Linked DNA regions of Homo sapiens: region 1 is linked to region 2. Evidence: chromatin loops called from intact Hi-C (ENCODE). Cell type or tissue: CD4-positive, alpha-beta T cell. All regions are shown on one strand. Each heading gives the region's core, and the rest is flanking DNA. Links, peaks and the distances in the headings are about the cores only.

Region 1 (14,879 bases), core at 1-8,000, 97 kb before region 2:
CGCCTGGGAAAGCGCCGAGAGGTTTCTAGTGTGGGCTTCTCAAGGTGTCTCCGCCCAGGAGGATTTCGCCATCCATTTAAACGTAAGGCGGGGTTTAATCTGGAATGAAAGGATCGTCGTGGTGTTTCCAGATTGAATGAAAAACTAAACTTGCAAAATTTCGAGAAAGTGACAAGTTTACAACGAAAAAAAATCCCGGCCGAAACCCATTTTCACCTTTGCGGTCATGAAATCTTTTTTCTGGCGTCGATAATTCGAGTATTTAAAGGGAAGTGCAATGACAGTAAAAGTCTGCCTGCAAACTCACATGCCCAGCAGACCCGCCTAGGCATCAAGGGAAGGGCCTTCCCGGAGAGCGAATGGAGATTATTTCTTCCCAATAAATCCAGAAACCTCAGATGACGTGGCTCTCAAATCACCTTCCTCACTGGGTTCCTGTCCTGTACTTAAAGAAATCCTCTCTTCTGGTCTCGAAGCCAAAAGAATTTTTGTATCCCAGAAAAGAGCTCTGCTCACTTAAGAGATCTTCTCGATATTGGAAGTGGTGTCTATTTCCCATTTTAGTTGCAAAATTTGCAATAGAGTTCCCTGTGCTCAAGCTTCCTTTCAGCTTATGTGAGTGGACATCACAGCTCTTTAAACTGACCACTGCTGTAAATCAAGGATTTCCTGTCTCAGCAGCACAATCACAAAATCCACGACTGTCCTAGTGTAAAGAATGTGGCTTTATTCCTTTGCATAACCCAATTTAAGACTCAGTTTTAGAGAAGGCATGAGGCCCACCACTAGGCCAACTGTAAGGCACTGAGTCTTTCCCCAGAACCAGGCCTTTGGAAACAGGACTCAAAAGAAGCAAGTGGCTAAGGAGAAAGTCGTTTTCCTGATTGATGAAACTTCTCCCACCCCTCCCCTTTCTAAATAATAAACTCTGGGGAAAGACTGGAGGGCTGCCTTGTGTTGGTTTCAAATAAATCTTCAATAGGCTCTTTCCTCACCCAGAGAAATGAATCACCCCTGGGAAACAGACGATTATTCCCCCATTTGTCTGCCTAAAACCAGTGGAAACAAGTACCCTCCACTGTAGATGCTAACTTAGGTCTTTCGCCTGGCTGAGAGTGGGGTAGCGATGGGAGGGTAAAAAGGGATGGAGGGGGATGATTTGCATAGAAGAGAAACCCACAGAGATGCTCTGCCTGACAGAGGCAGTACTGGGTAGGCATCAGGGACCCAGGAAAGACAGGGCAAACGCAAATGCTTCCTAGACGTGCTCTCCTTGCTGGATTCTAGAAAGAGACCACAAGCCTCCCCCCATTGGAGAGGAGCTTTGGCCTCAACCAACATCTAGGTGATGTTACAACTTATTCAGAAGCAAATCCTGGGGTGTTGCATTTCAATCAGGGTTCTATTTTCTTCAGAGGGAAATGGAGGCTTGTGTTGTTGGGGCTATCCTCACTACAGCTCGATTTATTGTCCCCTTTAAACAAATAGACAAAACTGTCTTGCTGGATTACTCCTGCTTAGACAAACCATTTAGAAGTGTTATGGCGGGAGGTGAAAAGAGAAAAGTAGTTTATTAAAATGACTCCCGTTTTAGCTGACTTTTTTGTAGAAGATGCCCAATGTATATAGCTAATCAGACCAGCAATCTTCTAAGGGAAGAAAGAAGGGAGGATTCTCGCTATAAATCTGCAAGATTCTGAGACTTGGGTGGTGGTTTGACTCACCCGGAGCTCACCTTACAAAGCAGAGAAGCCTTCCCTTTCTCTGTAGGCCATGCTTCCGAGGGTGCAGGCAAGCAGGGTGAGTATTTGACTATTTTCTAAGACCACTCTTTGTTGACTTTTAAAATGTATACTAGATTTTAACATGGGGGGAAAAGCACAAGTTCAATTTAAAGTGAAAAGAAGTTAACGTACTGCTTCATCCTTGTTTGTTGCCAACACAGTCATCGTAGTGACACTCCACCTCTCATTTCCTGCCACTTTAAGTTTCCAGATTACTTTTTAAAATTCAATTCTCGAGTTTATGAGGGTCTGATTACTGCAGAGAAATGAGCTCAAATAGCATAATACTATGAATGTGGGCAATGCCCGCTTGAAGGACATTTAGTTCCAAAAATCAGCACCAATTTACCCATCCTGTTTACTTGTACGTAATCACGGAAAACCTTCACATCTGCCCACCCATCCAAATTCCTCACCCAGATACACCTTACCTGGTCCACGTGTTTCCTATCCCACTACCCCCATCTGCTAAGATTTTAGGCAAAGGCAAAGCCACGATTTAAAGGTTCTTTTTTATTTGAAATCTCATCCAGAAACACTGGTTATTAATAAATATATCATAGTTATCAAGAATATATAAAAAATAAAGACAGGTATCGTCTTTGAGGCCCTAACAAAATATTTCAAGCAAATGTTCAGGAAAATAAAAACGGCACCCCTCCCAAAACCAGGATAAGTTTTCAAAGCTGATAATAGAGAGAGCCAACCCCGCATGCAGAATAACTGAGCGAGGGGGGGTGGCGCAAGCTACTAGAGGGAGCCCAGGCTTTTACAATAGCGGCCCCAGAACAGCAAAGGAAGGTTCCGAATAAAGTTTGAAGGGGGTGGGGGTGGGAGAAGAAGCGCGTGTGCGTGAGTGTGGGTCTTTGCACTCTGCCCCTTTTTTCATTTCATACAACCACAGACAGATATATGGAGTACTTGGGATAATTCACTAATAAATCCTTGTTACAAGGAAAACGGCACCACAGCCTGCACGACATATTCAGACAAGATTCATTTAGAAGCGTGCATGCATTCTTTTGACCTACACTGCGTCGAAAGGAAAACCCACATAGGAGGTGTCATGCCCTGGACCTCGGTTGAGATTCAAAACTTGGGTCTTGATCTCTCTCGCGCTCTCTCTCTCTTTCTCTCTCCATTGTCTCTAGAAAAACTGTGGCAAGGACAGAGACAATCATAATCGCATCCATCTCAAGAAAATATTTACATTTGTTTTGCACAAAAGGGATGGCCGTCTTTTTCCAAAGCGAGAACACAGAGTCAGAGAAAGCCAACTCAAAAGTCCCTTCGCAAGTTTTTAACTACACCGATCCCATCTTTATACAACAAATGCAGTTTTGACAAGAGCATATGGCAGTGAAAAATACTGGCGCGGCATGGGGAAAAGAAGCATGCATGCAAAACACACGACATCTGGTTCGAGTCCCCCTTTGCTACCACCTAGAAATTGCGGTTTGATTTTGGTCCTTTCCCTCCGGGGGTCAAGTGGAGTCTGAGATCTCTCAGACAGCGTGGGAGGCTGCGGGCCCCGGAGCCTGCCCTCCCGTGGGCCGAGCGTGCAGCCTCCCTCTTCCCTCCCGGCCCGGCACCGCGGCCCCTCCCGCCGCTCTCCCTCCTCCTTGGCAGCCGGGCCCGCCCGCTGCTCACTTGAGCAAGTCCTTGGACTCGGCCGACAGCCGGGCCATGTTGGCTGTGGAGAGAGCGGACAGGTGCGGCGGCGGCGGCATCTGGCAGATGGTGCAGGGGCAGGGCAGACCAGCCCAGTGCTGGAAGCCGCTGCCCAGCTGCAGCGCGGGCGGCGTGGAGGGCGCCTTGAGTAGCGAGTGGGGAGGCCGGATGGTGCCGATGGCGGGAAGTGAGGCGGCGGACAGCGGTGACGAGGCGTTGCCAGATGAGAGCGCGCCGCCCAAGATGGGGTGCACCGGGTGCACGGAGTTGGCCGCGTGCGCGGGGTGGCCGGCCGAGTGGCCCACGGTCCCGCAGTGAAAGGCCGAGTGGTGGCCCCCATAGATCTCGCCAACCAGCCTCTTCATCTCCTCCAGGGAGCTGGTGAGCATGAGGATGTAGTTTCTGGCGAGCAGGAGTGTGGCGATCTTGGAGAGCTTGCGCACCGACGGCCCATGCGCGTAGGGCATGACTTCGCGCAGCCCGTCCATGGCTAGGTTCAGGTCGTGCATCCGCTTGCGTTCGCGTCCGTTGATCTTCAGCCTCAACTGCTGTAGGTCCTGCTCCGACAGCTGCTTCTTGATTTTGTACTTGCTGCTCTCTCCCGCGGCCTTGGCGCCAGCCCGCGAGAGGCTTTCCCCGGGCATCTTCTGCATCATATCGCCCTGCGTGGACGAGACCGAGTTGAGACGGCTCTCCTGGTGGTGGTGGTGGCGGTGGTGGTGGTCCCTCAGGTACATCTCATCCATGTCCGGAGATGAAGCTCTGCTGGAGACAGAGCTCGAATCAGAATTCATTTTATTACAGGGGATGCGGCCCTACCGTGGGGAGGCTTTAGGCGGGAAATTAAAGAAAATCTTGAATTAAAAAAAAAAAATCTGCACTGCCCAGGAACCCACTTCTCCGCGGCAAGACGTGAGAAGAAAAGCGGAGACGCTGCTTTTCCCCGCCTCTCTCCCTCCCACGCCCCTCTCTCTGGTTAGGCTGCTTCCTGGACAGCTAGTTGGTGTGTGCTTGAACTAACCTCACGCTGAAAAAGAGGGGCTTTTATAGAGCTGCGGCGGAGAAAAGAGACAAAAGGAGCCCTCCTATCTATCCTGGGCTGGTTAGGATGACGTGCCATCATTCAGGGCGGTGCGCTTTGCTGTCCCATTTAGCAAGGATTCCTATTCATATTCATTGTGGGGCCGCCCTGGGACACCTCTGCTCCGAACCGCTAGGAGCCCCCAGGCACAAAACCCTCTGATTGACACACTCACCGCTCCAGCTTACGCCTTCCTGATTTTTTTTTTAACTTTCTTCCACCCCACCCCCCTTCCCAATTTCTCTAACCAAATCACACATCAGGAACGGAAGGAAGGCAAGAGAAGGTGGCCAGGCGGTTGGTGGAGGTTCCTCTGAGTTTGGAGAGAGGAATTGAAACATTCGCTCTCCTTTCTTTCCTGGCTGCTCCCAAGTTTAGAGAAATATGGGCAAAAATAGGTCTCAGTGGAAAGGTTTGAGGGACAGAGGTGCGGTCGGAGGGAAGGTGCTGCCAGCGGGGGCTGGGGGTGGTGGGAAGACTGCATGCCGACTTTCTCTGTCTCAATATTTTTTTTTCATTAGATCTCTTTTCCTAAACACTTCCATTCTGTCAATTTTGTTTATTGGGCCCTTCTGGTGTGGTTTCAACGGGATGTCCATGTTCGGTGATGGCTTTGCTCCTGGCAGTATTGTGGCGGAGAGGTCTCTTATTTTCTGTGTCCTCTCTTTCGTTTTAAAACATGGATTTCTAAAAGAATTTCAGTTTTGCACAATTCTTTAACTTCCTAGACCAAAAACTGCGAAAAAAAAATGTTAATGTCACAAGAAAAGCAACTTGGGAGGATGGGAAGGAAAAGGAGCCAAGGAGGCAGAGAGAGAGATTGTTAGGTTCCTGAGAGCTCCAGAGAGATTGTTCCCACTCCAGGCTTCCTGGACCTTGGCGCTGGCGCAAAACGGTGGGACGGTCCGCGCCCGAAGCTCCGCCGGGCCTCCTCTGGCCGCTGTGCTGACGTGCCCCGAGCTCCGGGAACTCAGCGGCACCCCGGCCTGCGCGGGTGGGTCCACCAGGCTGGGGCCGCCGTACGGCGTCGGACAGGGAAATCAGAAGCTCATAATAAACTATCTGATGTCGGGGTGGTGGGGCGGGGGGGTGGGGTGCGTGGGCAAAGAAGCACGGGGGAAGGGAAACAACGAAAGGACCTAGAAAGCCCCTTGTGCGTGCCCGGGCACTGCGGTTCAGCGCAGAGTCGTTTCTGGGAATAAAGAGGAGGTCGGAGTTTGGAGCCTTCGGTGCGAGTGCGGAGGTGGGCGTAGATCTTTCTTCCCCCTTGCTGTGTTTTTGTGATCAAGACTTTAGCTCAGCAGCACGAGGGGCGGGAAGGCAGAAATCCCGGGAAGGGAGAGAGCCCCAGGAGTGGTCTCTAGAAGAACCCGGACACCGCCCCTCTCCCGGCTTGGTGGAACGGGAAACAAACGCTAGCTAGTGACTGAGAGTCTCGGTGGAAGTGTGAAATCGAATCAATCGCGGAACCTCGGGCACTTGGGGCCTCTTGCGCCGCTGAGTCACTTCGAAGAACAGGATGCCCCCCTTTCCCTTGACTCAAACCGAGCGGTCAGTGGGAGAGGGATGCGCGCCCAGGTCCGGAGTTTGCACGCTCTGAGGCTGTGCCCCACTGACAGTCACGCTGCGAAGGCAGCTCTGGCCAATACCAGAAGGATGGGCAAACGCAACATTGGCATGGATGCTTTTGCTACACCGAATTTTGTTTTTCTGTAATGGGGGAAAAATGGCCAACAGCCCTTCGTCAAGGCCAGGAAGTTAGTGCTCTTGCAGATTGGACAGGAGCCTCTTCTACCACCTTCATCTCGGTGGAAGGAAAGTTTCTTAATTCAAGAGGTTAGATTGGATGTGGAAAGACTAATGTCCAAAAGCATTCCTAATACCAAGCATAAAGAATGTTTCTTAATTCACCAGACTCGCCAATAAGATAGTGACATACACTAAGTCTTCCTGGTTATTTAAAAAAGGAGGGGAGGGGGGAAGTGCTCCAGAACTTGTGCAGTCCCAGGTGATGGGAGGAAGCTAGTGGCTAGTCCTAACGACAACCCTCTGCGACTCCCCTGCTGATCAAATGGGGTGAGGAGAGAGAGGCGGACGGGGGAGGGCATTGGGAGCGAGCACTGGACTGGACGAAGAGCAGCTTCCCCGCCCTGCGGACGGTGCACAGGTCTGGCCCCCGCCGTCCTCCTGAGCCACCTCCCTGACCCTAGGTCGTCGGCGGCGTCTGTCCTTCCCACACCCAGACTGAAAACGCTGCACCTGAGTTTTGATTTGGGGAAGTAGAATTGTCTGGTCAGAGCAGAAGGGTTGCAAATGAAGGAGTGGAAAAATCATGTTGCTACAAGATATTTTACCCTTTAAAAAAAGTCTTGATTTTCCCAGTGGACAATGTAAAATAAAGTTTTAAAATCTCCCCCAAATTAGTAACGAAGGTGGCAAGCCGTGGGCGGGGGGAGGGGAGGGAAGGAGGGTAGAGCAGCCCTCGAAATACAAGCTTGCGGGGCTGGAAGTCCGGGGCCAGGGTTCTGGGAGTCCAAACCAGAAGCCACTCTCCTTCAGCACAGCCTTTCAGCCGAGAGGGGGCTGACGCCTGCCGCAGCCGGTTCCGAGGGGGCTGCGATGGGCCGGGAAGGGGCGACTGGGCCTTTGCCCGAACAGACCAGGACATTCCCTTCCTTCTTCCCTAAGGGTTTTCAGCTCCAGTAACAGAGGTGCCTGAAATGGGAGATCTGCGGGGACCAGGCCGGGACTCCCTGGCTCCGAGGCCGGGACGTGGCGCGCCCTCCGCTCCTCGGTCACCCTCTGCTTTTTCGAAGGTCCGTAATGCGTGAGTGTGGGTGGTCCAAGGTTCAGGGCCTCCTTCCAGTAAGTACTTTTAGAAGCTAGTTCCCCCACTTCCCATCCGTTGCGGGGCTTGACAACTAGACGAGGGGAGTGAGTAAAGGTGCCACAACTTTGCTTACCGTAAAATGGGTTAATACTCGCCGGGGCCCAAAAGGCTGAGTCGCCCCGCACGTCTTGCTTCGTGGAGTCTCTTTTCGACCCCCGCCACCGCAGCTCAGTTCCTCGGATTGAGCCCTGAACCCGAGAAGGAGCAGGCCCGGAGCTCAGGAGGGCAGGCACACGGATTTCTTTCTGAGGGCTGACTACCAACGCCCACCCCAGACTTGTACGGAAGGAGAGAGTAAAGGAGTCGCCGCCTGGCCAAGGCTGCAGCAGCCTACAGAGGCTCAGCCGGAGACGCACCATGACCTTGGCCCTGGCCGAGACCCCTTTCGGAGGGCTCAGACCGGCGAGGAGCCGGAGCGAGCGACCCTGCTGCGGTGGCTCGGGCTGCGCTCTCTCGGGCCACACCCCGCGCCCTCGCGGCTGGGGCGGGCTGCGCCGCGGAGGCGGGGATCGTTCTCCGGCAACAGGTGCGTCCCAAGGCAGGCAGGCTACTTCCCTCCAAGCCTGTCTTGGCTCTGAGAAGAGCCTGGAGTTTCTCAGCCTTCCTACAACATATGAAAACAGCGGGTCGGCGCGTGGACCGGGGCAGAAGAGCCGTCCTGCTGTACCCGCGCGCCCAGGGCGCTCCGCGGGGACCGCGCACTCGGGAAGCTGTGCTGTGCTCAACACCCCCCTGTGCCTCCCAGATCACCAGGGATCGTCTCTTACCTGACACCCAGTGCGCGCCGCTCGGTGCCCGACGCCCACTGCTCCGCAGCCTTAGCCACCGAGTTCCTCTCCAGCAGCTGCCGGCTCTGCCTGAGGCCGCGGCGATTTTGGCTCAGGAGCGAACCCCCACCCCCACCCCCGCAAGAGTCCAGTAGCAAATGTCGCTAGCTGACCTGCCGAAGAGCTACTGTGAGAGGCAGGTCAATCAGCAACGTCCAGGGGCTCCTCTCGCTCATCAAGCAGCAAACTTGACCAGCAGAAACTTTGGCCGAGACCGAAAGGCGGGAGGCTGCCCTGTGGGCTTCACCTTTCAACCCAACCACCCTCCAAGACAAAACAGAACAAAAAAAGGAAACCTAAACATTTCTAACTATGTTTCCTCATGTGCAAACAAGGAATAGCCTAAAAATTAGTTGACCACGCGGAGAAACTTCTCAAAAAGTGCATTCTTTAGCAGAGTAGAACGATAACTTCACAACAATAGCAGTGGGGGTCCGGTCACCAGGGCCGTTAGGTTGATCAAAGAAGCCAGTACCAAAAAAGAAAATAAATAAATAAATAAATAAATAAATAAATAAATAAATAATAAGACCAAAAAAATTTAAATATCAACATAAATCGCAGTCAAGCAGGAATAATCTCTTCCTGCAGCAGCGCATCCCGAGTGATAGTGTTTGGCTTAGGGCACGGAACCCTGAGCCCCTAGATTGGGAGATGCCAAAATCAGAATTCCAGCAATTAAATAGGTGATACAAGGGCCAGAGAAGATGGATCTGGACAGACTGACTAAAGCGATTCCATTTTCTGGGTTTCCCCATATTTTAAATAACATCTTGAAAACTTACTGATCTGTCCAGTCTTCCTCCTCATCTTATTAAAATCCAGTTTTCATACGGGGAAAATAGCAGAAGTGGAAGGGCAGCAGAATTTTATGAGCTGGTAGTAACTGCTTTTCACAATATTGGATGTGAGGCTGGAAGATGCCAGGCAGTCCCAGAATAGCACAAAATGATGAGGTGCTAATTATGTGAATATATAGACAAGTTAATACACTGGCAGAACTAGAAGTTTGATTTTAATGATGCATAAGCACCAAGGCTGGCTAGAACTTACAAATTCATTATAATTATTTAAAGACTCACGAAAGTCAAAGGAAATATGAAGTTCTGGGCTTCATTTATAGGATTTAGCTCAATTAGTGAGCATCCTTCAGTACTCTTTTTTTTTTTCCTTTCTAGTAACATCTGCTCAATTGCCAAAACCTCAACCGAGTTTTCCTCCTGTAGAAAGCCAATAAATGGAAAATAATTTTTTTCTCAAGATTGAAATGTTTGGGTTGATTTAAATATCACTGGTGATCAATTACATAAACTGATGAGTTATATTAAACTTTGCATACTTATATGCACATTCTTGGCATGTGCCCTGACATTCTGGATTTGTGGCTCCATTAATACCAATACTTTAAGAACCACTAAGCAGATGATTTTTTAACAGTATGTTATTGTTATTAACTTATTTCTTTTATGAATTGATAGTTACAGCCACCGTATACAATTTGATATCTCAATATAAAAACACAGAATACTAATTCTACTTTTTGCTTTTGGAGGTTATTTGATCATCTCCTGGCTATATTCTATTAGATAGTTAAACACATATTGCTGTATTCTTTGCTGAAGTGCTTAAGGAATTTAGTTTTATTTTAGAGTTATCTTATGTAGCATATGTATACCTCATTTTGACTTCAGTAATATTCAGATTTATGCACACACAAAGTATATAAGTAAATAGATACCACAAAGAGATTAGAATATAGGTATAGCATCTAACTATAAAGGAACAGCAGATAAAATGAATGTTTACACCTATGACAACAATTTATTACACTGCTTTTTTATTATAGGTACCTATACATGTAAGTTCTGAAGTTTATATGTATATTAGCATAGAGTCAAATACATTAAAATATTTCCTTGAAGTCTTTGGGTTCTAAATAAAAATAAATAAATTATTTTCAGATGCTGTCTAATGAAGACAATGGAAAACATATTAAATATCTGTTTATAAGTAACGTTGGATTTGAAATCTTCTCACATTGGCTTGACTCCTAACAAATATAGATTTACAAATCTTATTTTGAGAAAATTGTAAATAAGATTCTGCTACTGAATCTTGAAAAATAAAAATGGCAATTTTCTAAAATCAGCCTTTCAATGGTTGATTCATTTTATATACCATTTGTGGTATGGACCAGGTGGATTTTGCTTCATCATTTCTGAAAACAAATGAAAATGTAATAAATTGTACTTTCTCATTAGTGCATTGTATTTTTCTATCTATAGATATGGTTTTGGTTTGCATAACACCAACAGCCTGAATGTAAACGATATAAAACCCAATTATCACTGTTTACAATATTGACTAAATTTTCATTTTCATTTTTACATCATATTATAATATATACTAAAATTAAAACAATTGCCCAAGTAATTTAAGTGTTAGGTCCTGTTTTTCTTTTATTTTGCAGGGCAGAGGGGAGGAGGAAGATAGGGAGAGAGGAAGCAGGCTGGAAACAAATTTTCACTTAACATTTCTAGATATTTATCATTTTATATTTTACTTGCAGACCAGGCTGAATCTCCTGTTTAACAATTGAAATATATTCTCAACAGTACTATCAAGAGCTGTTAGTAAAAGCTTCTTATAAATTTGAGCTACGTCAATTTTTAGAACAAAATAATAATGGAAATTAATATTTTTACATAATATGATATCATTTAAGGTATTCATGAAAGAAAGTTGATAATTTTCCAGGTCTTTTTTTTCTAGTGATTGTGATCGTTCCATCCTATAATGCTTGGTAGTAAAGAAATAGCAGAATACTGGAGCATTTGTCCACGGAAGTGAATATTTCAGTTAGATAACCTTAAAAGAACTTTGGTTTTTTTCTTCATTTTATTATGGCAAGTGTGATACATTTGAGTAGACTTTTAGAAAAATAAAACTTTATAATGAGGGTGAAAAGAAAGAAGGAGGAATAGAAAACACTATGCACGTATCCTTAGCTTGTAATATATAAATTTAATCCTACCCTTAAGTGCATTTTATGGAGTTGTTTGTGCAAAAGCACTTGCAAAATATATGTTAACTTTATAGATGCATGGAAATTGTAATGTTGATTCTAACATTTTAATAAAGAACCCATTTGTGGCCGTTTTCCAAAGGCAAATGTATAGCAAGTTTGTCAATCATGTTTAAATACCCTATGGATTCTGTGGCACTGTCATTCACCATTCATACACCCTCCAATATGTTGAACCAGTCAAATAGCCTGAGATAAAGCTGTGAGAAGAATGAAAACACTGAGTAATCCTTCAGGGATGGTACTCCTGAGTATAAGGACAGCTCAGAAACTGTGCTGCAGAGGCAAAGTGAAAAACTGAGAATACCATCAGACTGAAACTCTGCTAGAAATAGAATCAGAATAAAAGAAATAAAATAGAAGAAATACAATAGAATAGAAATAGAATTTTTAAAGTGAATACTGTGGATAGCCTAATGTTGTGGAACAGTGTTCTCAAATAAGTTCTTAATTTCCTCTGTTGCTAAAAAGAAAAAAGAAAGCTTTAACTCTATATTGAGGGACAATTAAAGTGGCCTCATAGTTGTTCATCATGCAAAAATGCATCTACTTAAATAAGAATGCAATACTAGAAATCTGTATTCAGAAAAAGACAACTCTCATTTGATTGACATAGATCTCTAAGCCTATTATTAATTATTTCCAGAGAAAAATTTGTTTTCTCTGGGGAAAGCTTTTATATGTGATTTATTTGCCTGAGAGGAAATCAGATGCTGTTATGTGTATAATTTCAAGTATACTCGCTACAATTGTTCTATCTCTTCATCTGCGTCAAAGTTTTACCTCTCATGAAAGTAAAGCAGGGGATAATAGCTCTTTTGCTCCCATTAGACATATTAATTGAAGTAATTGCATTAAATGAGAAGTAATGCCTTTGGGAAGGTAATGCCAAGAACAGACACCCAATAGAAAAGTGTTGCCAAAGGTATGTATGGGAGGAAAGATATGGGCCAAGAGCATATAACAAACTCAACTCAAAAGTTTAAGTAGCTGTAGGAACTAAAAACTAGTAAGCATAGGCCTACGCAGCTTGGAGTTGTAAACATTTTAAAGATAGGTCTATAGTAACAAGGGCATAGTTCCTCTCTGTTGTGGTGTCTCACATGTCCCTGTTTGGGAAAGACACCAACAACCATGGGAACAAAATTAACATCAGCACAAAAATATTGCATATGTTTCTTTAATAAGTTGTCTGCTGGCTAAAGCTTACAAATACCCTGGGATCATAGAAAAGATGAGCTCTTGGAGAGATATAAACTATTTTTTTGATAACTCCTATGTTGTAAACATAGAGATGTCACTTCTGCACTGGAGGAGCACCCTCCCTATAGTATGAAGGGCAGAGGCAGATATTAGAGAAAGAAAGACTTCACAACCCATCAGAATTTCCAGATAGGATTTACTAGTTACCAGGTATGCACACTTTCACAAGTTTCTTGCCATTTCTGAATCTTCGCTTTGTCATCTGCACAATGAAAGTAATGATACTTGTGACATATACCATTGTGAGGATTAAATAAAAGAGTTTTGCAAGGTGTTTGTAAGCTATTCACCTAGATGGATCAGACATAAATTTCAAGAGCAAAATTTTAAAACATTTAATAAAAAATAAATTTATTTATAATCTTGAAATAGAGATGGATTTATTCAATTAGGCAAAACCAGAACTATCTATAAGAGAAAAAGATTGACGAGTGTGACTACATAAAATAATGATACTTTATCAAAACACACTGAAAGACTGTGAATAGTGAATAGTTATTTTTAAACTTGGAAATTATCTTTGTAGCACAACAGTATTCCATAGGCCTTTCTAGTAGGAATATAAACTGTCATAGCCAGTTTGGAAAACAGCTTGATATTGTCTTGTAAAATTTAACATTCATGTACTATATGACCCCAAAATTCTACTCCTAGCTTGTACGCCTCCACCTCAAACTCTTGAATCTACATACCTAAAGACATATACTGCAATAGAATGTTCATAGTATCACTATTCACAATAATAAATAGTTGTTGACAGGGAAATACATAAGTAAATTAAAGCACATGCACAGAATTATTCAGCAGATTAAGTGAATGAACCATAGCTCCATGCAAAAATATGAATAAATCCTATTAAGAAAAAATTAAGAGAAATAATGAGAGTCCCAAAAGGTTACATGGAGAATGATAACAAATTTTGTAAGGTTAAAAGCAACTAAAACAAAGCAATATACTTATTAATATATTACTGTATTAGTCCATTCTCATGCTGCTGTGAAGATATACCTGAGGCTGGATAATTTATAAAGAAAAGAGGTTTAATTGATTCACAGCTCTGCTGGGGAGGCCTCAGGAACCTTGCAACCACGGTGGAAGTTACCTCTTCACCGGGCGGCAGGAGAGAGAATGAGCGCAAGCGGGAGAAACGCCAGACGCATATAAAACCATCAGATCTTGTGAGATTCACTCATTATCACAAGAACAGCATGGGAGAAACCGGCTCCATGACTCACGTACCTCCACCTGGTCCCGCCCTTGACACATGGGGATTATGAGGGAATTCCAATTCAAGGTGAGATTTGGGTGGGGACACAGAGCTAAACTGTATAATGCATATTAAGCATATACTTAATATACTTATTAAGATTACACAGAGAAGTGGAAAAGCTACATTTAAAAAAGAAAAAGCAAGCAAGGAAGAGAAGAATCAGCATAGATTCAGGATAGGAGCTACTTCAAGTGAAGGAGGAGGGGTATAGGATGGGAGAGAACCACACAGAGTTATAAAAGTTATAATCAAGGCTTCAGTTTCTGGATTGGGATGGGCGTTCACAGGTGTTCATTATATTATTCAAAATAGACACAAACATGAATGGACCAATGATAAAAGTACTTTCTAGGGCCGAGTACAGTAGCTCACGCCTGTAATCCCAGCACTTTGGGAGGACAAGGCGGGTGGATCACGAGGTCAGGAGTTCGAGACCAGTCTGACCAATATTGTAAAACCCCATCTCTATTAAAAATACAAAAATTAGCCCAGCATGGTGGCACCCTTCTGTAATCTCAGCTATTCAAGAGGCTGAGGCAGGACAATTGCTTGAACCTGGGAGACGGAGGTTGCGGTGAGCCGAGATTGCACCACTGCACTCCAGTCTGGGCAACAGAGTGAGACTCTGTCTCAAAAAGAAAAAAAAAGGCGGGGGGAGGTCTAATATGTGTTCACTTGTAAAATAATCAATGAAATGAAGAGAACTCTTTGTTCTCTCTAATTAGATAGAGGATAGAAGTTGAAAAAGCTAATCCATCATGCCCACCACAGTTTACTCCTTTGGTTATCTGATATCTGTGTACACCTCCTATCCATAGCTGAACTTCCAAATAGCAACTATTACAATAAAAACACACTTGCATCTGACATAACTCAATTACCACTCATAAAAATAAATGAACAACAGTAACAAAAATATACTTACTGGGAAACTTAATATTCTACCACTCACTAAGTCTATCACTGAGTAATTTTTATTCTTCTTCTAATTTAGTCAATTCTACTTCA
Region 2 (15,620 bases), core at 5,148-13,147:
TTGGAAGCTAAAGATAATTAGAGTTTAGTCAGGCAGAAATATGGGGAGTAGGGTGGGAAGAGGTGATGGCTGAGATAGAGCCTTCTAGGCACAGAAAACACGTGTGCGTTGGCCCAGAAACAACAAGAACTGAGATGCTCAGTTCTGCAGCAGCACAAGTGTGGGGAGAGAAGAAAGAGAATAAAGCCAGACAGCAGCACTGGCCTGAATAACAATGACCTTGAAAGCTTCAGGGAGGAATCTAGATTTTATTCTGAGGGTAATGCGGAGCAATTAAAGGTATTTAAACAGGAGTGACACAATCAGATGTTCACTTTTGATATTACTTGAGTTGGGAAGGAATGTTTAGTATATATTAAAATTTGACCCAAGAGAAGGATATTAAGAGAAGGAAGTGCCTTTGCCTATAAAACTACCTTGATAAATGCTTCATGAGAAGGTGTCACTCTGAGCATGGAGTGGTCAGTTGCCAACCTCCAGAGAAGAGATTTTTAAAAATAGTTTGGCATAAGATCAAAGATTCATGTGTTGCTTTGGGTGATGCAGGGATTGTGGGGAGTAGTGAGAGCAGGGAAAGATGAAGGGAGTAGAAGGGCTTGAGGCTGAAGGACTAGATAAGCCTGTCAGAGTAAGACAGTAATCAGGCACTACTTTCTTATTGGAAAGCTGAATTAAAAGGTAAATAAAGAATACTTGTGACCATTACTTCTGTCACTATTATCACCACTAAAAAATGTAAGCATCACTTGGAATGGAGTTCTCCCACCTTTATTAATTTGTTCATTTCATTACTTGTAAGTGAACATATAGTCCTGCAGTTTGTATCTGCAGTGTAGTTTCTCCCATTTTTTTTTTGTTTGTTTTTGTTTTTGTTTTTAGAGATGGAGTCTCGCTCTGTCGCCCAGGCTGGAGTGCAGTGGCGTGATCTCAGCTCACTGGTTCATGTGATTCTCCTGCCTCAGCCTCCCGAGTAGCTAGGATTACAGGTACGTGCCACCACACCCGGCTGATTTTTGTATTTTTAGTAGTGACGGGGGTCTCACCATGTTGCCCAGGCTGGTCTCGAACTCCTGACCTTAGGTGATCCACCCACCTCAGCCTCCCAAAGTGTTGGGATTGCAGGCATGAGCCACTGCCCCTGGCCTAGTTTCTCCCATTTTTAAAGGTAGCTCTTTATTTTAAAACAGGTGCTCTGATATATTCCTAGTGCTAATATGAACTCTAGAAAGCAATTTAACAAAAACAAAAACAAAAAGGCCCTCACCTAGTAATTTACTTTTAGAATTCTTTGGACTCTATCGTAAAGAAATAATCAGAAAAACGGTTATATATTTACATACAAAGATAACCAAAGCATTATAATAGTAGTGATACCTGGAAACAAAAGTAAGTTTTTAAGAGTGGAGAATGGCAAAATAAACTATAGCCTGTGTCTGTGTTGGATTATTTGGTACATATTAAAAATGCTTCCAAAAATAATAATTACTTAGAGAAAGGCATGTAATATGCTTGGTGAAAAAGATGTTAAACATAACCACATAACATATGCACCACATTTTACAGACTCCAAAATGTCATTGAAGGTGAGAACAGACAGGGAAGGACTCTAGGAACTTGGACTTTGAGTCTTAGTCTCCACTCTTGAGAGAATAAAATGGTCACTAGCTCATCCATTTTTTTTGACTCTTAGCTCTGTCCTATTACAGTCTGTCGTTAACTTCTCCAGCAAAGTCTTCTCTATTTTTTGCCTGCTCTCTAGATCTTCTTTTAAACACTTCAGGGACTGCTTGAGCCTTTTGGCTGAACATCTTGTGGCATTCCATGGTAACATAACCGCACCTTCATTAAACAGTGCTTAATGCGCACCATACTCCAGACACTGTTCTAGGCTAAAACTGTAGCTAATACCATGTAGAAGACTGAGTGGTCTCTTCCCTCACCTTAAAAGCTAGGCAAATATAGGGAAAGGAAGTCTTGCTCTCTGATGTTGATCATTTCAATGAGAAGACAAATAAAAAAACAGCTAGGCTACAATGCAATCACAATGTGATTAAGAAACAACAAATGGGCTGGGCGCAGTGGCTCACACCTGTAATCCCAGCACTTTGGGAGGCCGAGGTGGGTGGATCACTTGAGGTCAGGAGTTTGAGACCAGCGTGGCCCACATGGCGAAACCCTGTCTCTATTAAAAGTACAAAAAAATTAGCCAGGCGTGGTGGTGGGTGCCTATAATCCCAGCTACTCAGGAGGCTGAGCCAGGAGAATTGCTTGAACCCGGGAGGCAGAGGTTGCAATGAGCTGAGATCGCACCTCTGCACTCTACCCTGGGTGACAGAGCAAGACTCCATCTCAAAAAAAAAAAAAAAGAAAAAGAAGAAACAACAAATGTACAGTAAACAGAAGTGTCACCGGAGTTCAAATAAAGGGAAAGTTAATATGGATCAAAACCGCCTGAGATGGGGGTCATCAACTTAGTAACATTTAAGTGAATCATAAAGGATACAGAGATGGTCTTATTTAGAGAGAGGAAAAGAAAAGGGCATTCCAGTTTGCCGGGAACAACAAAAAGAAGGACTTAAATCAGAAACTTTGTATGTCGTCACCCTTCAGCTCTGCTCCTTTACGTCTTGCTTTGTCCCTAGTTGGCTGTAACACCTGTGGAATATTACCAACTAAGCCCTTGCTTAGTTGCAAGTGGGATTACAGGTGCACGCCTGTAATCCCAGCTACTAGGGAGGCTGAGGCAGGAGAATTGCTTGAACCCGGGAGGCGGAGGTTGCAGTGAGCCGAGATCTCACCATTGCACTCAAGCCCGGGAGACAGAGTGAGACTGCATCTCTTCAAAAGCAGCATGAATTCCCAACTTTTCAAACAAACTTTTCTCTATACAGTGGAATTCGAGACTCTAGAAAATGGTCTGCATCATCTTTGAGATTTGCTCAAGGATATCTTCCTTCCCCATCCTTAACTGTGCCCCCAGGGAGAAGCTCTGCAGGGAGGCAGAGCAGTGAAATTATCATGTTGCTAATGTGAATTGAGTGTTTTCATTCTCACAACAGCTCTCCCAGGTGGGTTGCTTCACATCTGAGGAAACCGAGATCAGAAAAAGTAAGTTGTTAACCCCTACACGGTGGAGCCGGGTCTCAAACGTGGTCTGGCTAACTGTAGAGCCAGGCTCTTCAAGATTCTGTACATGAGGCAACCACTCTAACTATCCTGGGCCGCTCTTTTCTGCATGATGAATTCTTTTTTGATTTTAACTTTTTTTACATACTTATAAAAATACCTTTTTATATTTATACAGTTAATTTAAACTTTTAATATACATATAGAAAAGTACATTACCATATGTGAACTGATCAATTAATTTTTAGAAATTGAGTACAGATGTAACACAGGGAACCAGCATTCAGATAAAGGAACAGAAAACGGCCAGGCACATTGGCTCACACCTGTAATTCTAACACTTTGGGAGGCTGAGGCAGGTGGATCATTTGAGGTCAGGAGTTCGAGGCCAGCCTGGCCAACATGGTGAAAGCTCGTCTCTACTAAAAATGCAAAAAACAAACAAACAAACAAACAAAAACCTAGCCAGGCATGGTGGTGCACGCCTGTAATCCCAGCTACTAGGGAGGCTGAGGCAGGAGAATTGCTTGAACCTGGGAGGCGGAGGTTGCAGTGAGCCGAGATCTCACCATTGCACTCAAGCCCGGGCGACAGAGTGAGACTGCATCTCTAAAAAAGAAAAAAGAAACAGAAAACAACCAGTACTCCAGAAGCTGTCCTTATGTGTCAATTATGACTGGACTGTCTCTCTCAAAGTTGTATGTTGAAGACCCCATTCTCAGTGTGACTGTATTTGGAGACAGGGCCTTTAAAAAGGTAATTAAGGTTAATGAGCTCATAAGGATGGGATCCTAATCCAATAGCACTGGTGTCCTAATAAGAAGAGAAAGAGACACCAAGGATGTGTGTCAACAGGTCACAGGCCATGTGAAGATGGAGCAAGAAGGCAGACATCTGAAGCAAAGGAGGGAGGCCAGAAATAACCAACCCTACCTGCACCTTGATCTTAGAGTTTCAGCCTCCAGAACCGGGAGAAAATACATGTCTGTTATTTAAGCCACCTAGATTAATATTTTGTTATTGCAGTGCTAGCAGACTAATATAACGTCCTTAAAAGGGCTACACCTGCCCCAGGGGAACCACTATCCTGACTTCCAAGAGCATTTGTTTTTTGTCTGTTTTTGTACTTTACATCTATTGGAATCCCACAATATATCGCCTTGTGTCTGACTTCTTTTGCCCTATAATAGCTATAAATTTCCCTTTAAGCATGGCTTTAGCTGCATTCCACAAATTTTAAGATGCTATCAGCCTTTAATTCAAAATATTTTAAAATTTTCCTTGACCTGTGAGTTATTTAGTAGTATGTCCCTTAATTTGTAAATACTTGGGCTTTTTTCCAACTATCTTTTGGTTATTGATCTTTAATTCTATTGTGGTCAGAAAACATACACTGTAAGATTTAAATCTTTTTAAATTTATTGAGATTTGTTTTATGGGCCAGAATATGGTCTATCTTGGTGAATGTTCCATCTGCAACTGAAAAGAATGTTTCTACAGCAGCCATTGAGGTAGTGTTCTAAAGATGCTAATTAGGGAAAATTGGTTGAGAGTTGTTCAAATCTTTTATATCCTTCCTTACTGGTTTTTTTTGCCTACTTGTTCAAGTAATTACTGAGAAAAATGTAAATTTGCACTGTAACTGAAGATATGTCTGTTTCTTTTTTTTAAGTCTCTTTGGTTTTTGCTTCATATATTTTGAAGCTCTTTTATTAGATGTATACACATTTAGGATTACTGTCTTCTTGATGAACTAGATGTCTTTCATTGTTAAATATCCCTCATTATTGCCACTAATCTTCCTTGCTTTGAAATCTACTATAGCCACTCCAGCTTTTAAATTATTAGTGTTTGCGTGGCATACCTTTTGCTTTTAATCTATCTGTGTCTTTATATTTAAATATCTCCTACAAGCAACATATAATTGGGTCTTGTACTTTAGGCACTGTTAATCAATGCCTACAAATAGTCATTTCATACCTTCTGTCTGTTTTTATAGCTATTTACTATGGGATAAGTACAATGCTCATCATTCCATTACAGATGGAACCAAAGCTATAATTTCTTCTTTTTTGAGTACGTTTTTCTTTTGTGTGTGTGTGTGTGGTGGCTGTATGAGAGAGAGACAGAGAGAGAGAAAGAAAGAGAGAGAGAGAGAATCACCCTTTTTCTCTTAAGTAGCTGGTGAAGGAATGAGAGGGTGTCCTTTTCTTTTACAGGCAGTATGGATTAGAGGACACCTGCATCAGAATCCTTAAGCTCTACTCTGTTCTGCTGAATCAAACTCTCTGGGGGATGGAGCCTAAGAATCTGCATTTTAACAACTCTCCATGTAATTTATGTTCTATAAAACTGGAGAGCCACTGCCTTGTAGAAAAAACTCTTTCTTATCTTCCCTGAGTTTCAGCAGTCAGACTGGTAACTTGGAGGGCCAGGAATATAACGTGGGTGGCGCGCGAGTGGGTAGGGAGGGGGCATAAATGGGAAAGGCCCTGAGAAAGTCCTCACCCACTCTCTGGTGCTTTTGCTTCCATGTGATCCAGCTCAGCTCACCAAGTAGGAAGAGAACAGAGAGAAATTTGGAATCAAAGCCATAGCAAGTACGGGGCTTTTATCCTGGAGTTACAAGTGACGTATATGATAAAATAACTGGTATATTGTGTAGTCATTTAATAATTCTAGCATTTAAGCCGGGCACGGTGGTTCACGCCTGTAATCCCAGCATTTTGGGAGGCTGAGGCAGGTGGATCACCTGAGGTTGAGAGTTCATGACAAGCCTGACCAACATGGAGAAACCCCATCTCTACTAAAAATACAAAATTACCTGGGCATGGAGGTGCACGCTTGTAATCCCAGCTACTCGCGAGGGTGAGGCAGGAGAATCGCTTGAACCCGGGAGGCGGAGGTTGTGGTGAGCCGAGATCGCGCCATTGCCCTCCAGCCTAGGCAACAAGAGCGAACCTCTCTCTCTCAAAAAAAGAGAAGTAATTCTAGTATTAATAATCATATTCTTCACTTTCACCCTGTATTCATAACAAACAATAAATACCACAAACAGCTACATTCTCAGTATAATATGGATAAGTGTCACACTACATATAGGTCTATAAAACTTTTAGCATGCGAATTTTAGAAAATACTGTGCATTTGTTTGTTTGCTTAATTTAAGAGCTAGCATAAATATCATTTACTATGGGGTAAACAGATAACAGGGAATGGTTAAATATTTACATAACATGTACTTAATTACCTCTGTTTCCCCAGTGTCTAGCACAGTGCCTACTCCATAATAGACAATTCAATAATATTTGTTGAACAAACAACTAAATTAAGGTGACATTATGAAATATTCTATAAGTGGGGCTGCTCATATTGCTTGCTTACCCTGGGCACCAGAACTGACTCCCTAGTTATCTTGATTCAATTGTAGAGTCCAGCTGGTATCAATCTGGCTATAACAGCATGTACAAGTATATTTGATCATAGAATTCCATAGAATTATAATAGTATGAACACCAGTAGGAACTCATGTTGTACAATGTGTGCTTAGAGTAGACATTAGAATGTCTCAAAAGTAGATTGTCGTTGGAAATGACAAAAATTGTTCCACATGCCTTTAAAAATGTATAAGAAGAAAGACAAGTAGCATGTTTGAGAAATTAAAGCACTTGTATTTCATCAAAGCAAAATGTGTTTAAAGTATTGAAATTAGAGGGTTAGATACACAACCCAGCAAACACCTGAGATGGTTTGTTGGTAAATGCTAACTATGCATCAATGGAAAAGTGGTAAGCTTTCATGAAGCAGGTTATCTGCTGTGTAACTAAGACAAGGACTGGCCCCTAGATCAGACCCAAAGAAAGGGTGAGTAAAGGAACCCCAGAGCACCATATTCCCATGGTGGACCTTTGAGATCCTAGCTAGAAGACTTCTCATGACCCCCAAGCAGACCTTCAGAATGGTAGGGAGAGCTGTGTGGAGAATACATACAGGCACTGCTTAAACCTGAGTGGATCCCAAAATGCTTCAGTGTGCTGGGCAGCTGCAGCAAAGTGTGACTCTGGGAACCACCTTCCCCCATCCCCAACAAAGCTCTGCATCCTTCCCTAAGCAGCTGCAGTTTCTGCTATCTGCCTGCAGGAGAGAGCAAAGTCCACGCATGCTCATGCACCCAAGACAGGCCCCGCTGCCATGTGTGCATCCGAACCACATGCCCTCATGCCTGCTGGTCCCTCCCAAGACTGCCTGCCTGGCCATTCTTGCAGGGGAAGCCCAATGCATAGCCACCATCGCCCAGCCTGAGTGGTTTCTTGGTAACCTGGGAGTAGTCCACCTCTGTATCACAGCTGGTGCTTGATCCCAAGGGGCCAAAGGATAAATCTGCTGGCCTGGGTCCAGTTCTCCAGGACTGGAGCACACTGCCCAGGGGTAGGGAGATGAGATCTGTGGCCTGACCTTGAGTTGGGGAGGAAACTCAACTGTCAGAACACAGAGAAGAGTGTGAAGTGGGTTAGTGTGATGGTGTGGGGAGCTGGGCGTCCCTCCCTTCATGAGGCCAGACAGGAAAGGGTGGGGTCTCTTAGTGGCAGTTTCTACTCCACGGGTTCTAGCAGACCTGAACGCCAGGAACGGTTTGGCAATCTGGGCACAGATAGCTTGGGACTAGACTAACCAGTCAAGCCTGTTGCCCTAGCCATTTGCTGCAGGGAGAGCAAATCAGTGTGTGAGAGCTGTGCAGGCCTGCAGCCGCCTTCTAGGCTGAAAATCCCTGGCAGCCCCTGGTCCCCTGAGCTGGCTCTGTGGGGGCAGGGTAGGGGCCTGAAAGCTTCCCCTAGACCCCTGCTAAGGTCAGCACTTGTACCTGCCTTAAGAGCCTGGTTCTGGGTTCAGCTGACCCAGGCCCTACCCAGCTTTGCTCCCTATAGCCACTTTGGTAGCAGAACGTGAGATGGGATCCCTGAAAGCCCCATGCCCTGCCCATTACCAGGGACACATACCCCGTTAACAAAGGTCAAGTAAAAATTCCACTGCCGTCACTGTAACTGCCTCTTATCTGCAGTTGCCACCTACTGGCAAGGAGGTCAAACTGCACAGTGTTTCACAACTACTGACATCATTGTATAGCAGTCAGCAGGCTTTTGCCCGCAAGTGCTATCTACTGGCCTGTAGGGTGAACTGCACAACCCAATATACTTCCTGCTAACAGATGTGCACAGTGCTAAGGAAGGAGATAAGCTTCCCCAGACCTCAACTTACTCATCTCTGTAGGTGACAGACAGCCTGACCACATGTACAGTACTCCACTACTACAACCTACAAATAACTACCATTTGAGAAAACCACACTAAGGCTATCTATAACCAAGGAATTCGTAAGGAGCCTTGGGCCCCTAAAAGCATGCAGAAACAAATCCTACCCAACACACACAGCTGTAACACCCTCAAGGAGAGAAGAAAAAATCCCACTCCAAAAGAGTAACTTCAAAAATAAAAAGTGGCAGCTTCCACGGATGAGAAGAACTAGCACAAGAAACCAGCATGAAGAAACAGAATTTTGTGACACCCTCAAAGGACCACACTAGGTCTGTAGCAATGGATCCTAACCAAAATGAAAACTTTGAAATGACAGATAAAGAATTCAAAGTATGAATTGTAAGGAAGCTCAATGAGATCCAAGAGAAAGTTGAAAACCAACACAAAGAAATCGGGAAAACAATTCAGGATAGGAAAGACAAGATAGATGTATTTTAAATACAAAAAAAAAAAAAAAAACAAAAAAAAAAAACAAAGGAGAAAAAACCCTTCAGGAAATAAAAAATTCACTGAAGGAATTTTCAAAACACAATTTAAAGCTTTAACAAGAGACTACATGAAACAAAATAAAGAATTTCAGAGCTTGAAGACTGATCTTCCAAATTAACCCAGTCAGACAAAAACAAAGAATTTTTTTAATGAAAAACACGTTTGAGAAATATGTGGTTCCATATGGTGACCAGACCTGTAATTTATAGGCATTCCTGAGGGAGAAGAAGAAAAAGTAAGAAATTTGGGAAAAGTATTTGAGGGATAATTCAGAAAAATTTCCCTGGAGACATAGACATCCAGATACAAGAAATTTAGAGAACATCAGGAAGATATTCTACAAGATAAACATCACCAAGGCATATCATCATCAGACTATCCAAGGTCAAAGTGTAAGAGCAATCTTAAAAGTAGTTAGAAAGAAGCATCAAATCACCTATAAAGGAAATCCCATGAGACTAACATCAGACTTCTCAGCATAAGCCTTGTGAAAGAAGAGATTGGGGGCCTATTTATTTTTCACCTCATTAAAGAAAAAAAAAAGTCAGCCAAGAATTTTATATCCTGCCAAACTAAGCTTCATAAATTAAAGAGAAATAGTCTTTCCTAGACAAGCAAATGCTAAGGGAGTTTATTACCACTAGACCAGTCCTACAAGAAATGCTCAAAGGAGTTCTAAACATGGAAATGAAAGGACAATACTAGTCATCATAAAAGTACATGTAAGTAGAAAGCTCACAGAACCTATACAGCAATTATACAATTGAGACTCCAAGGCAACTAGCTAACAAAATTCTAACAAGAACAAAACCTCACATGTCAATACTAACCTTGAATGTAAATGGCCTGAATACACCTCTTAAAAGACATAGCTGGCAAAACAAAACCCAACCATCTGGTGCCTACAAGAGACCAACCTAATAGCTAAAGGCACCTGCAGACTCAAAATAAAGGAATGAAAAAAAGACATATGTGAATAGAAAACAAAACCGAGCAGGAGTAGCCATTCTTATATCAGATAAAACAGACTTTAAACCAATGACAGTACAAAAAGACCAAAAAAAGAAAAGCATTATATAATGATAAAGGGTTCAATATAACAAGAAATTTAACTGTCTTAAATATATATGCACCCAACACCAGAGCACCCAGATTCATACTACTAGATCTAAGAAACTGCTAAACCTAAGAAAACAGAGTGACAACAATACAATAATAGTGAGGAACTTTGACACCCCGCTGACAACACTAAGCAGTTCATCAAAGCAGAAGATCAACAAAGAAACTCTGGACTTAGACTAGACTCTAGACCAAAAGAACCTAATAGACATTTACAGATCATTCTTTCCAACAACCACATGATATACATTTTCTCATCTGTGCACAGAACATTCTCCAAAACTGACCATGTGCTTGGCCATAATGCAAATCTTAATAAATTTTTAAAAATTTAAGTCATATCAAGTTTCTTCTCAGAAATAGTGGAATAAAATTAGGAATCAATACCAAGAGAAACTCTCAAAACTACATAAGTACACAAAAACTAAGCAACTTTGAGTAAACAATGAAGTTAAGGCAGACATAAAAAATTTTTGAAATGAATGAAAATTGAGACACAACATATCAAAACTTCTGGGATACAGCAAAAACAGTGCTAAAAGGAAACTTTATAGTGTTAAATGGCTACATCAAAAAAAATCTCCAATTACCAATCTAATGTTATACCTCAAGGAACTAGAAAAGCAAGAACAAACCAAACCCAAAGAAGCAAATAACAAGAAATAACAACATGTTATTTCTTTCTTTTGCTGGCTTTGTGCTTGGTTTATTCTCAGAGCAGAGCTAAATGAGATTGAGACCAAAAAAAATGATGTAAAGGATCAATGAAGTGAAAAGGTGGTTGATGGACAAAATTGATAGACAGCTAGGTAATTAGTCTAACCAAGAAAAAAAGAGAGGAGATTCAAATTAAGTACAATCAAAAATTATAAAGTTGGCATTACAACTGATACCACAGAAATGCATAAGATCATCAGAGATTATTATAAATCTCTCTATATATACAAACTAGAAAACCTAGAGGAAATGAATAAATTCCTGGAAATGTACAACCTCCCAACATTTAATCAAGAAGGAATTGAAATCCTGAACAAACTAATAATGAGCAGTGAAAGTGAATAAGTAATTAAGAAAAAAAAGAAAAAAAAACAACAAACTTTCAACAAAAAAAGCCCAGGACCAGAGATTCACAGACAAATATTATGAGATATACAAGGAAGAGATGTGTATTAGTCTGTTCTCATGCCGCTAATAAAGACATACCTGAGACTGGGTAATTTATAAATGAAAACAGTTTAACTGACTAACAGTTCCACATGGCTGGGGAGGCCTCACAATCATGGCAGAAGGCAAATGAGAAGCAAAGTCATGTCTTACATGGCAGCAGGCAAGAGGAGCATGTACAGGGGAACTGCCCTTTCTAAAACCATCAGATCTCATGGGACTTATTCACTATCCTGAGAACAGCATGGGAAAAACCTGCCCTTATGATTCAATTCCCTCCCACCAGGTCCCTCTCATGACATGTAAGGATTATTACAATTCAAGGTGAGATTTGGGTGAGGACACAGAGCCAAACCATATCATTCTGCTCCTGGCTCTTCCCAAATCTCATGTGCTCACATTTCAAAAACCAATCATGCCTTCCCAACAGTGCCCCAGAGTCTTAACTCATTTCAGCATTAATTCAAAAGTCCACAGTCTAAAGTCTCATCTGAAATAAGGCTGGTTCCTTCCATCTATGAGCCTGTAAAATCAAAAGCAAATTAGTTACTTTCTAGACACGACAGAATTACAGATATTGAGTAAATACACCCATTCCAAATGCGAGAAATTGGCCAAAACAAATGGGCTACAGGCCCCACGCAAGTCTGAAATCCAGCAGGGCAGCCAAATCTTAAAGCTCCGAAATGACCTCTTTTGACTCCATATCTCACATCTAGGTCACACTATTGCAAGAGGTCAGTTCCCATGGCCTTGGGAAGCTCTGTCCCTGTGGCTTTGCAGGGTACAGCTTCCCTCCCAGCTGCTTTCACGAGCTGGTGTTGAGTGTGGCTTTTCTAGGTGCATGGTGCAAGATGTCCATGGAGCTACCATTCTGGGTTCTGGAGGATAGCGGCTCTCTTCTCACAGCTCCACTAGGAAGTGTCCCAGTGGTGACTCAGTGTGGGGGTTCCCAATCCACATTTCCCTTCTGCACTGCCCTAGCAGAGGTTCTCCATGAGGGCTCTGCCTCTGCAGCATACCTCTGCCTGACCATCCAAGTGTTTCCATATATCCTCTGAAATCCCTCTGAAATCCAAGTTCCCAAATCTTGATTCTTGACTTCTGTGCACCCACAGGCCCAACACCATGTGTAAGTTGCCAAGACTTGGGGCTTGCACCCTCTGAAGCAACAGCCTGAGCAGTATGTTGGCCCCTTTTAGCCACAGCTGAAATGGCTGAGACACAGGGCACCAAATCCCTAGGCTGCACACAATAGGGGGGCTCTGGGCCTGGCCCACAAAACATATTTTCCCTTCTAGGCCTCCAGTCCTGTGATGGGAGGGGCTACTGGGAAGGTCTCTGCTATACCCTGGAGACATTTTCCCCACTGGCTTGGCAATTAACATTTGGATCCTCATTACCTATGCAAATTTCTGCAGCCAGCTTTAATTTCTCCTCAGAAAGTGGGGTTTTCTTTTCTATCGCATTATCAGGCTGCAAATTTTCCAAATTTTATGCTCTGCTTCCCTTTTAAATGTAAATTCCAATTCCAAACCATATCTTTGTAAATACATAAAACGGAATGCTTTTAGCAGCACCCAAGTCATGTCTTGAACACTTTGCTGCTTAGAAATTTCTTCTGCCAGATGCCCTAGATTATCTCTCTCAAGTTCAAAGTTCCACAGATTTCTAGGGCAGGGGCAAAATGCTGCTAGTCTCTCTGCTAAAACATAGCAAGAGTCACATTTATTCCAGTTTCCAACAAGTTCCTCATCTCCATCTAAGACCACCTCAGCCTGAACTTTATTGTCCATATCACTATCAGCATTTTGGTTAAAGCCATTCAACAAGTCTCTAAGAAGTTCCAAACTTTTCCACATCTTCCTGTCTTTTGAGCCCTCCAAACTGTTCCACCCTCAGCCTGTTACCCAGTTCCAGAATCACTTCCATATTTTCAGGTATCTTTGCAGTAGCACCCTACTCTACTGGTATTAGTCTATTCTCACACTGCTAATGAAGACATACCTGAGACTGGGTAATTTATAAACGAAAGAGGCTTTCTTGACTCACAGTTCCACATGGCTTGGGAGGCCTCACAATCATGGCAGAAGGCAAATGAGGAGCAAAGTCATGTTTTATATGGTGGCAGGCAAGAGGAACATGTGTAGGGGAACTTCCCTTTATAAAACATCAGATCTTGTGAGACTTATTCACTATCATGAGAACAGCATGGGAAAAACCCATCCCCATGATTCAATTACCCCCACTGGGTCCCTTCCATAACACATGGGGATTATTACAATTGAAGGTGAGATTTGGGTGGGGACACAGAGCCAAACCATATCAATCTGTTACCAATCTTATGGAAACTCTTCCAAAAAATTGAAAAGAAAGAATTCTGCCTAACTCATTCTACATGCAAGTGTCACTGATACCAAAATCATGCAAGGACACAACAAAAAAAAGAAAACTACAGGCTAACATTCCTGAATAACATAGATGCCAAAGTCCTCAACAAAATATTAGCAAACCAAACCACAGCACATCAAAAATAATTCATTATGATTAAGTGAGTTTTATTCCAGAGTTACAAGGATGGTTTGACACTCACAAATCAATAAATGTTATTCACCATCTAAATAGAATTAAAAACAAAAAAAATATGATCATCTCAATAGACGCATACAAAGCATTTGATAAAATCCAACATCCCTTCATGATAAAAATCCTCAACAAACTAGACATTGAAGGAACATACCACAAAATAATAAGAGGCATATATGACAAACCCACAGGCAACATCATACTGAATTGGGAAGAGTTGAAAGCATTTCCACTAAGAACTGGAACAAGACAGGGATGTCCACTCTAACCACTCCTATTCAACGTAGTACAGAAAGTCCTAGCCAGAGCAACCAGACAAGAGAAAGAAATAAAAGGCATTCAAACTGGAAAAGAAGAAGTCAAATTATCTCTGTTTGCTGATGACATGATCCTGGAGACTCCTTCAAAAGACTCCTAAACTTGATAGCTCCAGTGAAATTTCAGGATAAAAAAATCAATGTACAAAAATCAGTAGTATTTCTATACACCAATAATGTTCCAGCTGAGAACCACATAAAGAATTCAGTCTCATTTACAATAGCTACAAAAAATTAAATACCTAGGAATAAATTTAATCAAAGTGGTGAAAGATCTCTACAAGGAGAACTACAAAATGCTAATGAAAGAAGTCATTGACGACACAAATGGAAAAACATCCCATACGCACGGATTGGAAGAATGAATATTATCAAAATGATCATATTGCCCAAAGAAATCTACAGAGTCAATGCAATTCCTGTCAAAGTGCCAATGTCTTATTCACAGAATTAGAAAAAAAAATCCTACAGTTCATATGAAACCAAAAAAAAGCCCAAATAGCCAAAGCAATCTTAAGCAAAACCAAAACAAACCAAAACAAAAAAACAAAATCAAAGCCAGAGGCAACACATAACCTGACCTCAAATTAAATAAAACTATAGTAACTAAAACAGCCTGAGACTAGTAAAAAAATAGACATGTAGATCAATGGAATAGAATAAAGAATCCACAAATTAAGCCACATAGCTACAACCAATTGATCTTTGACAAAGTCGACAAAAATAAATGGGAAAGGATACCCTATTCAATAAATAGTGCTGGAAAAATTGGCTAGCCATATGCAAAATAATAAAACTGGACTGCTATCTCTCACCATATACAAAACTTAACTCAAGATGGTTTAAAGAGCTAAACGTAAAACCTGAAACTATAAAAGTTTTAGAACAAAAACCTAGGAAAAACTCTTCTGGACATTGGCCTAGGCAAAAAATTTATAATGAAGACCCCAAAAGCAAATGCGACAAAAATAAAAATAGACAAATGGGACTTAATTAAACTAAAAAGCTTCTGCACAGCAAAAGAAATAACAGAGTAAACAGATAATCTACAAAATAGGAGAAAATATTTGCAAATTATTCCTCCAACAAGGGACTAATATCTAGAATCTACAACGAACTCAAACAACTCAACAACTTTTTAATGAGTTTTTAAAAAGTGGGCAAAGGACATTAACAAATATTTCTCAAAAGAAGACATACAAGAAGCCAATAAAATATGAAAAGATGCTCAAAATCACTAATCATCAGAGAAATGCAAATTAAAACCACAGCAAGATATCTTACATAGGTCACAATGACTATTATTAATAAGAGAAAAACAAATGTTGGCATGGGAGTGAAGAAAAGAGAATCCTTATATACTGTTGGTGGGAATGTAAATTAGTACAGCCTTTATGGAAAACAGTATGAGATTTCTCCATAAACTGAAAATAGAACTACCATTTGATCCAGCAATCTACTACTTGGCATCTACCCAAAGGAAAAGAAATCATTATATTAAAAAGAC

What was found. Hi-C counts contacts between places; a loop is a spot of excess contacts. Peaks named below come from ENCODE experiments on the same cell type or tissue, not always from the same donor. Only the 100,000 strongest peaks of a DNase experiment are listed, where the experiment ranks them.
Region 1: a loop joins it to region 2, with 2.0 times the contacts of the local background. A loop is called at or near these places in 5 of 110 quality-filtered maps.

The regions. Positions count from the first base shown.
Region 1 is chr6:137,489,922-137,504,800 of GRCh38, forward strand. OLIG3 (oligodendrocyte transcription factor 3) reads right to left here and starts at 4,473. Exons shown (of 1, transcript NM_175747.2): 1 at 2,278-4,473. The coding sequence starts at 4,249. The coding sequence ends at 3,431. RefSeq lists enhancers at 3,383-3,882, 5,564-6,097, 6,098-6,630. In CD4-positive, alpha-beta T cell, for the core only: no CTCF peak of the experiment used is centred there; DNase peaks (open chromatin) are centred at 3,640, 4,560 and 7,850; H3K4me3 peaks cover 817 bases; H3K27me3 peaks cover 7,469 bases.
Region 2 is chr6:137,581,348-137,596,967 of GRCh38, forward strand. No RefSeq gene overlaps it. Among named protein-coding and RNA genes, the nearest start is that of LINC03004, 76 kb to the right of the region's middle. RefSeq lists enhancers at 7-196, 7,775-8,402, 8,125-8,419. In CD4-positive, alpha-beta T cell, for the core only: a CTCF peak has its summit at 8,254; a DNase peak (open chromatin) is centred at 8,314; H3K27me3 peaks cover 527 bases.